4 separate regions of the Homo sapiens genome follow, and all the other regions are linked to region 2. Evidence: chromatin contacts called from ENCODE Hi-C or POLR2A ChIA-PET data. All regions are on one chromosome and are shown on one strand. Each heading gives the region's core, a stretch centred on a gene start or an enhancer-like site at or near the end of the contact. The rest is flanking DNA. Distances are from core to core; before and after follow the strand shown. Region 1 has its middle 11 kb from the start of APCS. Region 2 holds the start of IFI16 (interferon gamma inducible protein 16). Region 3 holds the start of TAGLN2 (transgelin 2). Region 4 holds the start of SNHG28 (small nucleolar RNA host gene 28).

The links. A loop is a pair of places that touch in the nucleus more often than their neighbours do. ChIA-PET counts read pairs that join two places held with the same protein, here RNA polymerase II (POLR2A). Pooled maps may share reads with other maps.
Region 1: a loop to region 2 is called in a map of endothelial cell of umbilical vein, with 4 times the contacts of the local background. The contact joins the enhancer-like site here to the promoter of IFI16 in region 2. A Hi-C loop is called at or near these places in 1 of 168 maps with a recorded cell type or tissue (endothelial cell of umbilical vein).
Region 3: a loop to region 2 is called in a map of endothelial cell of umbilical vein, with 6 times the contacts of the local background. The contact joins the promoter of TAGLN2 here to the promoter of IFI16 in region 2. A Hi-C loop is called at or near these places in 5 of 168 maps with a recorded cell type or tissue (cardiac septum, endothelial cell of umbilical vein, heart left ventricle and 1 more), 19 of 37 single-sample maps with no recorded cell type and 25 of 50 pooled maps. POLR2A ChIA-PET finds 5 or more read pairs at or near these places in 7 of 52 experiments (MCF 10A, activated CD4-positive, alpha-beta memory T cell, activated CD8-positive, alpha-beta T cell and 2 more).
Region 4: a loop to region 2 is called in a pooled map, with 3 times the contacts of the local background. The contact joins the promoter of SNHG28 here to the promoter of IFI16 in region 2. A Hi-C loop is called at or near these places in 1 of 50 pooled maps. POLR2A ChIA-PET finds 5 or more read pairs at or near these places in 4 of 52 experiments (AG04450, MCF 10A, OCI-LY7 and 1 more).

The regions. Positions count from the first base shown.
Region 1 is chr1:159,596,880-159,600,054 of GRCh38, reverse strand. It overlaps the pseudogene OR10J6P. Among named protein-coding and RNA genes, the nearest start is that of APCS, 11 kb to the right of the region's middle. RefSeq lists an enhancer at 1,195-2,394. Within about 2 kb of position 1,619, at least 3 of the 41 ENCODE cell types and tissues checked have a DNase peak (open chromatin) inside an H3K27ac peak, as active enhancers do; they include endothelial cell of umbilical vein, where a contact is called at or near this core.
Region 2 is chr1:159,008,148-159,011,518 of GRCh38, reverse strand. IFI16 (interferon gamma inducible protein 16) reads right to left here and starts at 1,612. Exons shown (of 12, transcript NM_001376587.1): 1 at 1,358-1,612. RefSeq lists an enhancer at 1,676-1,755.
Region 3 is chr1:159,923,588-159,927,058 of GRCh38, reverse strand. It overlaps TAGLN2 (transgelin 2), which reads left to right and starts at 1,552. Exons shown (of 5, transcript NM_003564.3): 1 at 1,552-1,609. LOC124904437 (a long non-coding RNA gene) reads right to left here and starts at 3,181. Exons shown (of 2, transcript XR_007066683.1): 1 at 3,108-3,181; 2 at 119-2,580. IGSF9 (immunoglobulin superfamily member 9) reads left to right here. Exons shown (of 21, transcript NM_001135050.2): 21 at 1-18. RefSeq lists enhancers at 1,874-2,450, 1,923-3,122, 3,262-3,421, 3,432-3,471 and a silencer at 2,182-2,591.
Region 4 is chr1:159,852,795-159,856,286 of GRCh38, reverse strand. SNHG28 (small nucleolar RNA host gene 28) reads left to right here and starts at 1,250. Exons shown (of 5, transcript NR_147125.1): 1 at 1,250-1,530. It overlaps VSIG8 (V-set and immunoglobulin domain containing 8), which reads left to right. Exons shown (of 7, transcript NM_001013661.1): 6 at 206-404; 7 at 1,261-1,971. The coding sequence ends at 1,534. It overlaps LOC107985216 (a long non-coding RNA gene), which reads right to left and starts at 1,440. Exons shown (of 2, transcript XR_001738263.2): 1 at 1,319-1,440. RefSeq lists a silencer at 1,228-1,637.

The DNA of each region.
Region 1 (3,175 bases), core at 370-2,869, 590 kb before region 2:
TGGGACTGTTTGTTTTGTTCTACTTTTGTTTCTTTATGCTACCAGGAGGTGCCATGGTATGTGCAAATGAGGAAAGCTTTTATGGTTCTTATTCTAACAGGGCACAGATCTTCTTGACCAACTCAATTTTTCTTCATAATGATTAGAGAGAAGTTGATCCCATGGAGAGAACCAGCAGCCAGAAAGAATTCAATTAGGGAATTTAGATTAGAAAGGTGAGAGTTAAGTATGATCTGTGGCCATGGCCAGCATCTGACGACTACACTGGATAAAAGCAAAGGCTTTAGCATAAATTGAATAATAAAGACTAAATTTTCAAGGACTAAGCCAGTGTTTTCCAACTTTCCTATTTTTTTTTAAATTTAATACGCTCATCTCACTTTTCCCTGACAATTCTGATACTATTTTCTTTCAAGGGAATCCATCATTATTGACTATCCTTACCTTGCTGCGATGATTTTGTAGTTTTATTTTCTGTAGATTGCATTACAAAAATGAGACACATTGCTTTTTATTTTTTAAACACAATATAATCATATTTAATATACTTTTAAAAGTCCCTTTCTTCATCCTAGAAATTTGGATGCTCTTTCCTAAAAATCATGCCCATTCTCCTTGACCTCTCACATCCCTAGTTGAAAATGCCTGGACAAAACTTTGAAATATATGGAAACAGAGACTAAGATTTTGTAGTAAATATACCAAAGCAAGACATGCACATCCCATTGCAGCATAGACTGCATGGGACAGAGTCGTAAGGTTGTTTAATGTAAGTAAGGACACACATTTCTATGACTAAATGTATATTTATATAGAGGAATAATGCATTAAGAAATGTTTCTGCCCATGGCCCTGCATAGGGCATCCTTGACCTCCTTGTTCTTTAGGCTGTAAACAACAGGGTTCAGCAGGGGAGTGATGATGGTTTAGGTCACTGAGAGAAGGAGGTCTTGTTCTATAGAGTTTTCTGACTTGGGCATGAGGTAGGCAATGGAAGCACAGCCATAATGGACAATGACCACAGTGAGGTGGAAGGCACAGGTGGCAAAGGTCTTCTTCCAACCCTCAGCTGAGGCAATCTTGAGGACAGTGGAGATGATGAGGACATAGGAGATGAAGACCAGACCCATGGGGACCAGGATGACAAATAACCTGACAACAAAATTGATTATCTCATTGATAGTGGTATTAATACAGGAGAGTTTCATGACAGGGAGGATGTCACAGAAGAAATGACCAACCACCGTGTGACAAAAAGGTAAGGTAAATATGGATGTTACCTGGACAGCTGCCATGGCCAGGCCAATGCTAAAGGCTCCACACACCAGCTGGACACACACCTTCTTGCTCGTAATGACCCTGTATCTCAAGGGATTGCAGATGGCCATATAGTGGTCATAGCCCATCACTGTGAGCAAGAAGCAATTGTTGATGGCCAAGGTAACAAAGAAGAACGTTTGGGTGGTACAACCTGCTAGGGAGATTGGCTGGGTCTGGGTTACGAAGCTGGAGAGCATCTGTGGAATGATGAACAGTGTGTACACTGTCTTTGAGCTAGCCAGCATGCTCAGGAAGAAGTACATGGGAGTGTGGAGGTGACGGTCAATGCAGATGATGGTCATGATGATGGCATTGCCAGCCACAGTTAATGTGTACAGGATGAGAAAAACCACAAAGAGAGTGATGTGATGTTTGTGGAATCTGGAGAATCCCAGGAAAACAAACTCTGTTACCTCTGTGAGGTTCTTTCTTCGCATTCTTTAATTGCAATGTCTGAAAGCAATGCAGGAAGTCAACGTGAAGAAATTCTTATCATGACTTGAATTCTAGAACAGGGATAGAGCAATGACTATAGAAAACACTAAGAAAAAAAGTCAATTTCTCTGCTTTGTAATCAGGAGCATTCTCGCTCATGTTATATAACTACTTCACCATCTTCTCCCTTTTCTGTTTTTGCTGTCTTCTTAATCTTCTGGCACTGCTGGCACTGTTAAGCCTCTGGCCAAGGAATTGTCAATATGTGACACCACAACCCATATCTTTTCAAAGTGCCATCATAAATGTGCTGTTTTGTAGCGCATGGAGGGAGGCATTTTCCTTTACAATATGCATGGCACAGGGGTCCCATTGCATGCCATCCTGGGAAAGCCCACACAGCTGAGACAAAAAAAGGGGGTGAGAGAGTTGGACTTACTGAATTAGAACCATAGGTGGATAGCTTCTGGTGACAGTGTAGGGGAGCAGAATCAAGGTCAGTGAGAGCTGACCTTCAGGAACACTTCAGTGGGAGTGAAGATGAGGTGTTCTGGGCCCAGCCTAGATGGTCTAGGGGAGGCAAACCGTTGGCAAAATTGACTTATTGTGAAAGTATTAACAGAGGCTTAAGGTTTGGAGACATGTAAACTAGAGAGAGAAGTGGAAGTCGTTGGAAAAAGAGAGAAGAGAATCAGCAACACAACAGAAAGTTGGACCTTGAATTTAAAAAAAAGTAGCTGATTTCTTTTTTGGCAGAGGGAATTCTAAGAATAAAGAGGTGTACTATTTGATTTAAAATTGTTTGCTGAACTATACTGTAATGTAAACTCCCTTGAGAGCCTCAAGAGACTTTGTTTAAAGCTTTTATATGTATAATTTTCAGTTGGTGGTAGTTAGGAAGTAAAGAGAAGTGGATGATGGCACAGTGCAGAAAAAGGTATGTGCAAGGAGTAAGTTCCAGACTGAGGAAGAAAAACCACTAGCTTGTAATGACTAGAAGAAATACAAGGCCTTCTCCTGCCCTCCCATCCCCCTTACAAGCACACACAATATTTGCTAGAAATTTGGTGAGTGAGCCTGGGATTTCCATCATGTATCAAATGATGATTTGAATCATTTTGCTTAAATAACAAGTAACACTAACAGGCTGGGGGATTTTGGCACACTTAGGGAACTGCCACTAGGAATCTAGGAAATATTGTGGGTGTTTTAGAAAATAGTCCATCATGGAAAATGAGGCAAATGTTTCGAGTAGAAATGAGTGTGTCACTAAAATTAAAGGAATTTGCCTTAAGAGACCACTGAGATACCAGTTGGATAGGCAAAGATTAAAGAGAGTGACAGTGGAACTCCAAGCAGCTTTTTAGAAAGGATAGGATGGAGCTATGGCTGTGTAAATTTAAATTAACTAAAATAAAAG
Region 2 (3,371 bases), core at 363-2,862:
ACACATATATGTGTGTACCTGTTTGTATACATGATTATATATACATATATTTGTGTGTGAATGTATATTATATATACACATAACATGTATGTGATTGTGAGAGCACTACAAAGAAAAAAAATTTTTTTTTTTTTTTGAGACAGAGCCTTGCTCTGTCACCCAGGCTGGAGTGTAGTGGCACAGTCTCGGCTCACTGCAACCTCTGCCTCCTGGTTCAAGCGATTCTCCTGCCTCAGTCTCCTGAGTAGCTGGGATTACAGGCACACATGACCATACCCGGCTAATTATTGTATTTTTAATAGAGACAGGGTTTCGCCATGCTGGCCAGGCTGGTCTGGAACTCCTGACGTCAAGTGATCCGCTCGCCTTGGTCTCCCCCAAAGTACTGGGATTACAGGCATGAACCTCTGTGCCCGGCCAAAAAAGCAAACTTTATAATAGGAGATTTCAGTTTATGCTTCAATTACTAAATGAACAAGGTGAAAAAATCTGTAATGATATAATAAATTTGAACAACGTAATTAACAACATTTATCTAATAAAATTCTGAAAACAACATTTAAGAATCTCACATTCCATTTAAGCACACATGAAATATTGTACCAGGCTATAGAAAACATCTTTTAAAAATTTGAAAAGTAAACAATAGTAACCTTTTCCTAACTGCCTTCCCCTCCACTCCCCTATACCTTGCCACAAGGAAAAAAAAAATCATTAACTTTCAGGAGGGCAGAGAGTAATTCCAAAATGATTGAAATTCTGCCGCTAGCACCCGGTGCAGAATGGAGCTAAAGTAAAGGATCAATATACTTATGAAAATATTAAGACACCATGTGCTTGAGTAACTGTGTTTGTGAAACTGAAAAAAATTTTCTACTCTGTGTACATTTGTTCTTATGTTTTGTAAAATTGGGATGATGTCATATAATACATCTCTATGCTCAGATATGTTTTTTACTTAATATTCTTTCATGATACTTTTTTCATGTCACTATCTTGAGAACCCACCACAGCTACCGAGTTTCCAACACTTCTTCCAGCCAAAATAACAGAAGCCCTCTTCTAAGTACCAACTTATGCCAGTATACACTCGGATAATTAATTTTAAAATCTGCAACGGTCAAAATGCATTTTCTCTTGTTCAGTCCTCAGTTGTGGTGGAATAGAAGATGCCTGTTATCTTCCTAAGTAAATGAAGGATTCATATCAAGCAACTCAGTTTTCACTTTTCTGAATACTCAGCCCTACTCCCATCATCCCATGACCCTGAATAACCAATACTGATTGTCCCCTTGTGATTCTGGGGACTTCAAGGAAGGAACAAGATCATATTTACAAAATCAGGAACAGTACTCACCTCACTGGAAATTTTTTCAACAGTAGTCCAGATCTTGAGATCTTCAGAAATGCAGGAATCAATGCTTATTTGTGTGAGGGGGGAGATAAATCAGTAAAGTTCCCAGAAACGGAACCGCAGGATGTTGTAATCTCCAGAAACGCTAAGAAAATGAAGTATCTGCAAAGATAACAAGGAAAAAAGGCCTTGGTTGAGTCACTTAGTTAGCTGACTAGTGCTGGCTTGCTCCTATTCTGCTATTGCCCCAGAGAAAATGGAGTAGGAAACAATGTGGAGACTCCTCCCACCAGTGTTTTTAGCTTTCGTTTCTGTTAGTCAGAGAAAATGAACAGTTTCCTGGCAAGGGCTGGAGCATGTGGTGAGGGGAAATGGGGGATGAGAAATTACTTTAATGGGTACAGTTAACATTTTTCGGGTGATGTGCACACTGAAATCTCTGACTTCACCAATATGGCATATATCCATGTAACGAAATTACACTTGTATCTCATAAATGTATATAAACACAAATAAGTTTTTTTTCTTACAAAATTCGATAGCTGAAAGGAGTTCCAACATTAGAACTTTCTTACCCAGCAGACTTACATGTGAGTCATTAGAGACTTATATTCCCTTAAATGATGCTCAAATATAAGAGAAGCAACATGGCTTCTTCTCCCCTCCTTTCCTGTGCACAGAGTGGCAGTGGCAGGAGGAGATCTTGGTAGGAGCATCTATTGCTACCAATACTTTACTGCATCTCCTGGTTGGGGAAATGTCTGCTATGAAATCGCTATTTGTTTAAATACTACCTGAAGTATTCATCCAATTATTAATAACTGACAAGCCTGGGCTTTCCAGATCAGAAAGTCATTATGAATATGTAAATCCTTCCTTAAATTTATATGAAGGAGTTTAACACTAGCTGTCCTCTTGACCATGACTAGGTTACTTTACCTCAATGATTAGATTCACGAATGCTCAGATTTTCTGCATTATTCCTGGATAAACAAACGTGGATAGTGGACTCTCAACATGACAGCATCGAAGACTTGAAAATCCTGGAAAATGCACTGAACTTCCGGTAGTGTGAGGAGTCTGTTTAATCCTCTGCTCAGCAGTGTATTTTTCTCTGTTAAGGACAGTGGGTGCCCTTTAGCGTGCTGTAACCCCAGGATGTCAAATAAATGGCATCAACTAGCAGATGATGTGGTGTTAACCCAGCAGCAGATCTGCAAGCAGGATGTGGTCATGAGTGGAAAAGGGGCCCCATAGACTGTTAATATGTACTGTCCAAGGCCATCTACAGAGCAAAAGAAAGCTGATTGTTTTAATCCAAACTAGGGCCATGAAGTGAATAGCTGAATTCTGGATTTGAAACCATATGAATAACTTTATCAAAAAAGGAGTAAGTCAAGAAAAAGCAAAGAGGATCTGGAATGATGGCCATAAACATCTCTGGGTGTTCGTGATAATCTTTTACTGGCTTTAGGGTACTCTTTACGTGGATACATTGAGTTGGCCTTAAGGCAGTAGGTAGAGAAGGATATTAAGGCAGTCACTGGGAACCCCAATCCAGAGGTCAAAGGGTAGAGAACCCTTGGAAGTTATGACCCTTCAGAACATTTTCTGCCTTTTACTTATAATCATTTTATATGCAGTAATGTCCTCAATTGGGACTCCAGCATACAACACACAAACTGCGGTCACCTATAAGGGCAACTCAGGACAATGCTCCATAATTCATACCACAAAGATGAAATTTTCATAGATGAAGCAAAGAAATGCTTAAAAATGTGCATTTTCCCCCACTTTGTGGCAGTGGCCAACAATTGCAATTTGTGCTATCATACAGAAAAGTCATTAGTAGAATATACAAAAATTCCTGATAAAGCAAAAAATGTGCGAATATATATACATATATATAAATTATGTAGCTACATTATTACAGTGACTAAATTTATATTAATCAGGCATTATTCTGAATAAAATCTCTCAATTATGTACCTATTTTTGAACAATGAGTGTTCCATTT
Region 3 (3,471 bases), core at 303-2,802, 920 kb before region 2:
TAAACAAAGTTTGAAAGATGTTTCTGTGTGTTATCTGTCTTTGAGAGAGTGCCAGGAAAATCCCTGGACCCTTAAAGAAGAGGAGAATCTTCTTGAATAAATGGAGGTGCATTCAGCATTCATTCAAGAACATTTATTGAGTGCTTACGGAGGCCAGCTACTAAAGGCCAGCCACTGAAGTAGATACTGAGAAAATACAAAGCTCTGGAAGCACGCCTTTGCCCTTGAGGAGTTCTTTCTAGTCAGTGAGGCGGACAAAGAAATAGTTACCGTATGATAAGTTCCGTGATAAAGCTATGTGTTGGTTATTGTAGCACAAAGGAAGATGTTGCATTCAAGGCCACCTTTAGTGAACGCTAATATCGTGTGCTGGGACAAATGCCACATATTGGGGGGGAGTCCTCAGGACCCTCACAGATAGATGGTGGTAATAATAGTATTCACTATGTGCCAGGCACTGCTCTAAGCCCTATAGGTGGACTGTTTAGTTCTCTACAATTCTATGAATTAGGTAGTACTATTAGCTCTGTTCTATAGACCAGGGAACTCAAGCATAGAATGCACAACAGTCACACAGCAGGTAAAGGGTAGAGCAGGTGGGGAGCCAGTCAAGGAAGGGAAACTGTCCTAGGCAGAGGAATAGCCTTTGTAAAGGCACAGAAGAGTGAGAATGCTTGACAATCAGTGGGACTGGAATATAGGGCTGTGTAGGACTCGGGGAGGGAACAGAGAATAATAGAAAGGTTGGACAGGACTGGATATTGACATCCTGGAATCTCAGGTTCAAGGGAGGACTCTATCATGTGTGCAGAACTCCACCCCGGGGGACTCTATTCAACTGAAGCCTGAAAGGATGGGGGGCTCTTTCTCCACCCCTGAACTGTGCTGTCCTCCACCCTCAGAGACAAAAGAACCCCAGCCAGCCTCCTCGCGCTGAGGTCTCCCCCTCTGATCCCTCCAGGATTTAGGAAGAGATACCAGGTCATAGAAAAGGAGATGAAAGGCAGGGAGAAGACAGGTCTGAGCCCTGGGTCCCAACACCGAAAACACCCCTAGGGCCCTGGGCAGAGTGACCTCACTGTTAGTCCCTGCCCAGGCTTGAAGTAAGAGGTGAGCAAGATCACGTGGGGGTGCTGTCCCGGCCTGCAAGTCCCAGTCCTGTCACACACTAGTCAGTTGGGGTCGGGGGAAGGCCTTCCTGTGCCTCCTTTTACCTTGCCAGCCTCTAAACTAGGAGGCTTCTTCCTACATAAACACGCCCACAGTGTTTAGCTAACTTTCTAGGCAGAAAGTTTCCTACTGGGGCACAAGTCTACGGGCTCTCGGTGGAGGCTGAGGTACTCACGGGTGGAGACCACTGCAGCCGCCTTTGTAGATTCAGACTCCCCGAACCTTTAACCCTTGCTCTGGTCTACTGTCCCTCTGTCTCAAGCAGTCCTCCCTCCTTCTGCGCTGCGGCGCCTTTAAACCTTCTTGGCCCTTGCCCCGCCCCGGGTCCGCCCCGTCTGAGGCGGGACCCTCCTGAAAATCCCCGGCTGGGCAGGGCGCACCACTTGCAGCTGCAGCCCTTGCCTTGAGTCAGTGCGCCGCTCTCCAGCCCGCTTGAACGGTGAGCAGGTCGGGGGTACGGGGGTCGGGGACATGTGCGTGCTGTGTAGAAAGCAAGAAGCCAGCGCTTTGAACTTGCTCCAGCGAGCTCGGGGATCAAGGGCTGGTACCAGGCAAGGGTCCGGTGACTACTTTACCCCGCCCCGTGCTGTCAGGTCCTGTCCCCAAGCCCTGACCCGACATTGTTGGACGATGAGGTCAGGCGAGGTTAGCCCATGCATAGACAGGGCGTCCGTCTGGAGCAGGGACTCAGGGACTGAGCCCCACCCGCGGGCTCCATCGCTGAGTCCTCACTGGGGCGAGGGGAAAAAAGGGCGTCGGACTTTAGCTGGCTGGCCCCGAGTGACCCCGGGTCGTGGCGCCGGCCCTGGGCCAGCTCGTGCTCCTGGGCTTTCCCGCGCGACCCTTCACTTCCTGGTTCCAGGAGCACGTGTGAGCACTGCGTGCCCTCTGAGTCCCCGAGGCCGCCCTTTTCATTCCTGTTCCTGCTAGCTTGCTATTCTGGGGACTTGAGGTCACGGGCTGGGGCTAGGGGGCTCTGCATGGGTCGCACGGTGACCTTCTGTGAAGCTCCAGTCATCTCTATGACGGTCCCCTGACCTCGGGGGTCTGGGTGCTGCAGCCCTGACTGCGCCCCGGGGTGCCCTGTGTGAGGTTGTGGGGGTGGTGGTGGCTGCTTTTACCCTGCCCGAGCGCCGCTGCCCCCACCGGGTGCCCCCTGCTGCTGGGAAAGCCGGTGGTGGCCGCGGGCGGACGGGCGGGCTGCCCAGACCACTGCGTCACCCCAGCGGCGGGAGGGCGGTGGGTGACTCATCTGTTGTAACGGCCCAGGGTGTGGTCGTGGGGGTGGGGGGCGGCGGCTGGGAGGCCGGACCTGCAGGACCGGAGGTGGACTGCCGCCTCCCCCCGCGCCCTGTGCCTCCTGGGGCTACCTGAAGCCGGTGTCCTGGGAGATCTGTGAGCAGTTGGTATCTGTGGGGCAGAGAGAAACGGGGTGAGAGTGGGGATGGAGTGTGGGATTCGATGTAGAAGACCTGCGGCTGGGACGGGGCTCCCCCAGTGTTCTCATTGACTTCAAAGCACCAGACAGCAATGGCTCTCTATCTCTAGCCCCCTCCCAGTTTCTCCTCCCCACTACAAGGGGCAGACCTACAACTGCAGAGGAGGCCAAGGCAGGGCGGGCCCAGTAGGGCCCTACCATTCCAGAACCAACAAATAGGTTTTGTCCAACCGCAACTCCCTCCCTCACCCCAAGGCCTCTGCCCCTGTCCCCCACCCCGGGATTGGCCCCTAATCCTTTCTTCATTCCATCCCTTCTCCCTCCAGAATTTTCAGCTGTGGGTTCTCTAGCTCAGAACACTTTCCCTTCCCAGGGGATTTCTTCTCCTGAACAACTACTTCCTGAGTCCTCTTCTTCACCCCAACACGGGTCATTTCCTATCTTCCCCCACACGCTGTCCATCCCCACTATAGCTGTCTCCTGGAATAATCTCTTGCACCTGGCTACACCCGAGCACTGCTGAGACGATCCCACTTCTGCTCCCGTGCTCACAGCCTGCTCACCACAACGTCTGTGTTGACAGGGTGTTTCTGCCCGGAGCCCCCACCCAGCCTCCAACACTGTTTGGTACACAGAAGCCATGGCAACGGCCCCCACCTCATCCCCTCCTCCCACGCAAGCTTTGGAGCTTCCTGTTTGTGTAGCCTCAGCTTTCTCTTCTGCTCCTGACTCTCGGTGGTGAGGGGCTGCCCTACGGTGGTTCCCTTAATTGTGGGCCGCCCCCCATCCTTGCTGCTGGCTGTGGCACCTCGCTCTGTGGGCTGGTGCCCTCACTGTGCTGCTCTTTGAGAACACTCCCTGTC
Region 4 (3,492 bases), core at 1-2,500, 850 kb before region 2:
GGAAGCCCTGGGAGAAGCATGCTGACACGAGGGGTTAACTTGCATCTCCCCATATCTTCCCCACTGGGTGTTCCAGGGCTAAGAGACCCCCTGGGTCCCTCTCCCTCTTTCCCATTAACCCCTGACCTGGCACCTCCTGGTGCTGTTCCCTCAGGCACCTGCCAGGCTGTGAGAAAGCCTGACCTGCCTCCACTTCTCTCCACAGACTCCCGGCGTATAGGCGTGATCATCGGCATCGTCCTGGGCTCTCTGCTCGCGCTGGGCTGCCTGGCCGTAGGCATCTGGGGGCTCGTCTGCTGCTGCTGCGGGGGCTCCGGGGCTGGCGGCGCCCGCGGTGCCTTCGGCTACGGCAACGGCGGCGGGGTCGGCGGAGGGGCCTGCGGCGACTTGGCTAGTGAGATCAGGTAAAACCTGATGCATGCTGCATGCTGCTGTGCGGCAGGGAACCGGCGCCCTGCCCACCTCACTCCTGCCTGCCACCGGCCGGCTGGGCCCCCCACCCCAACCCTGCCCGCCATCGCCACGGAGTGCTGGGACTGCGGCATGTCGACCTGCCACCCAACTCATGGCTTTCCCCTCCCCCTGCCACCCCAGTCTTCACCTCTGCTCCCTGCCTTCCATTTCCCTCCTGCCTACGCACCTGTCTGTCTTGTCTAGACTGTAAGCTCCTGGAGGGCAGGGCCTATGTTTTTTCACGTTTCCCCTGTACTGCGCCGGTAAGAACTCTGACATTATTATTTAAGAAGAGCTAATAATAAGAATAGTGCTAATAACTTATATTAGAAGCAAACTAGAAATAAAAATAGAACAAGTCTAGTAGTGCTAATGATTGCAATGCCTCGGGGATGGAGGGAAAGATGGAGAAGACTGAGGGGCAGGAGGTGAGAAAGAGAGAGATTGCTCGAGCAAGGTCAGGATTAGCTAAGGAAAGAAGAAGAGGAAAAGCACCTTCTTCTGGGCCTGCGAAACATCAGAAAGGGATTGCAGGGGCCTGGAGGGGGCTGCCTGCAGGGCTCTCCAGATACGCGTGGACAAGCCCTGTCTGGAGGATGGGGATGCTGGCTCCGGGACCGCTGCAGGGTCGCCGACCCAGGAAGGGTCACAAAGGACAGTAGGTCGAGGCCGAGGGAGAGAGACGAGGGCAGGTGGAGGGAGGCGCGGGAGACAAGAGGTTGCCAAGAGCCCCCGGCTCTGCCCAGGCCGTGCCCACGCCCCGCTGCGGAGCAGCCCGCTCACCCGCCCGCCTGTTGTTTTCCACAGAGAGGACGCCGTGGCGCCCGGGTGCAAGGCCAGCGGGCGCGGCAGCCGCGTCACCCACCTCCTGGGGTACCCGACGCAGAACGTCAGCCGCTCCCTGCGCCGCAAGTACGCGCCTCCCCCCTGCGGCGGCCCCGAGGACGTGGCCCTGGCGCCCTGCACCGCCGCCGCCGCCTGCGAAGCGGGCCCCTCCCCGGTCTACGTCAAGGTCAAGAGCGCGGAGCCGGCTGACTGCGCCGAGGGGCCGGTGCAGTGCAAGAACGGCCTCTTGGTGTGAGCGCGCGCGCCGGGCCGGGCTGCGCCCCAGCCAGGAGGAGGGCGCGGGGCTCTCTGTCTGCAGCTGGGGACACGTCGGGGCTGGGGACGACCTCGCTCGCCCCAGGCTGCCAGGCGGCTGGGGGTGAAGGCATTTCCCTAAGGAAATGCGTAGGGAGGCAGAGCCTCCTCCCCAAAAGTGGGAAGGGGCGGGCGAGGGCGGAGGAAGGCGATCCTGAGCCTTCTCCGCACCCCCGGGACCGAAGGCTTGGGGGAGAGGGAGGGAGGAGGAGGCTGAGTGTCCTAGAGCGGCTGAGGCCGGAGGCCTGGTGTCCCCAGCCTAAGCAGAGGGCCCCGGGGGCCGGGTGGGTGGGGGTCTGTCTGGACGAATTGTTCTGTGTGTGAGGTCTGAGCTCTGAGGCAGCAGTGTTAGCACAATAAAGAAACATTGAGACGTGAGTCCGAAGTGGCTGTCCGCGTTCCACGGAGGTTGGGCACGGGGTGGCGAACCCTGCCCAGGGCCGGGGAGGGTTGCTTCTGTCGCTCGCCTCGACCACGCCCCCTCTCCTCCCTCCTGCTTAGATCCCTGGCAGTCAGAGCTGGAAGGGGCCATCCAGGGCAACTCCTCTGAACAACATACAAAGTGCAGATAAAAGGAAAACAAAGACAAAAAGAATTAGCTCAGAATATCTACGACCGTAAAATAAACTGAGGAACCGACAAAGTGCAATACACTTGCCATTTCTAAATATTCAAAGTTTTCACATGTCAAGATTTTCTATTGAGAATAATGTGCTCTGAAGGTCTAGGGAGTCTTTGTATGTTGCTGAAAGCTAAAAGGAAACCAGTCCTTGGAGCACAGAAGGCACAGGCATCCGGTGAGACAGAAACAAGGACATGTGAAAATAAGACTACAACCTCTTATATTAAAAAACTAAGTGCCACAGTTCTAGGGTGCTGGGTGAAGTGCAGGAAGGAGGGGGAATAATATTTATATAGCATATATTATGGAACTCGGAGAGTATGGTAAATCCCTTCACCTAGATGCTGCTGGTGTTTTAGAACAATTATTTTTGTGGTTCTTTTTTTTTTTTCATTTGTCTGCAGTTGGTCAACTTGTGCAGAGCCCATTCTGCAGGAGATGTTTGAGAAATACCAAGTGAATGAGTGTGGCAGCATTACTTTATGCTAGAAAAAAAAAGTTTTTAGATATTTTACAGTTACTGCCTTATGATGGAATATTCTGTGGTGAGAATCTAGGCCTTTCTGAGATCCAGCTCCACGTTCTTACACCCTGAAGTAGTCAGCCACTCCTAGATAGGGATTAATTGAGCTATTTAGTATTTACCAGCACTTGTTTTGTTAAACACCTTGTCATGATATTTACAATGTATTTTGGGGGATGTTTTAGTCATTTTTGGTTCAAAAGTGGAAATCAATAAGCACTGTTTTTGTTAATAGGCGCAAGACGTCCTCTCTTGTTTAGTGAGATGGGGAGTGCTTAATTGAAGAGTAATGTTTGAGATAAAGTTCCAAGGATATATTTGCTAAGCAAACAGTAAGTAAAGTGGGCAGTGTTATAGATGTTCCTTTGTTGATAAAGGGACCAGGTGGTCACACAGCAAGGAGGGGGATGCAGACAAGTAGACAAGCTCTACTAATCCTTCTTTGTTCAACATCATCTCTGTTGGGCATTGGAATCTACTTTGCTAATGCAATGCCCACTTGCCTATAATTTAAGAATTTCTAATATGGAATAGAAATGATTAATAGGAGAAGCTTGGCTGGATTAATTTCCTGTGCTGAGAAAGATTAAACTTAAAAAAAAACAGTTAGGTCCATCCTAAATGCCCAAGATTTAAGAAGGAACCTCATAGTTCAACTGGGTATTTGATGAATGTGAATGATTTTGTATTTGATGAGCTGATGAGGACAGTATAGTGATGCAGAGGGTAGGTGCTTGTACATCTGAATTGTCTG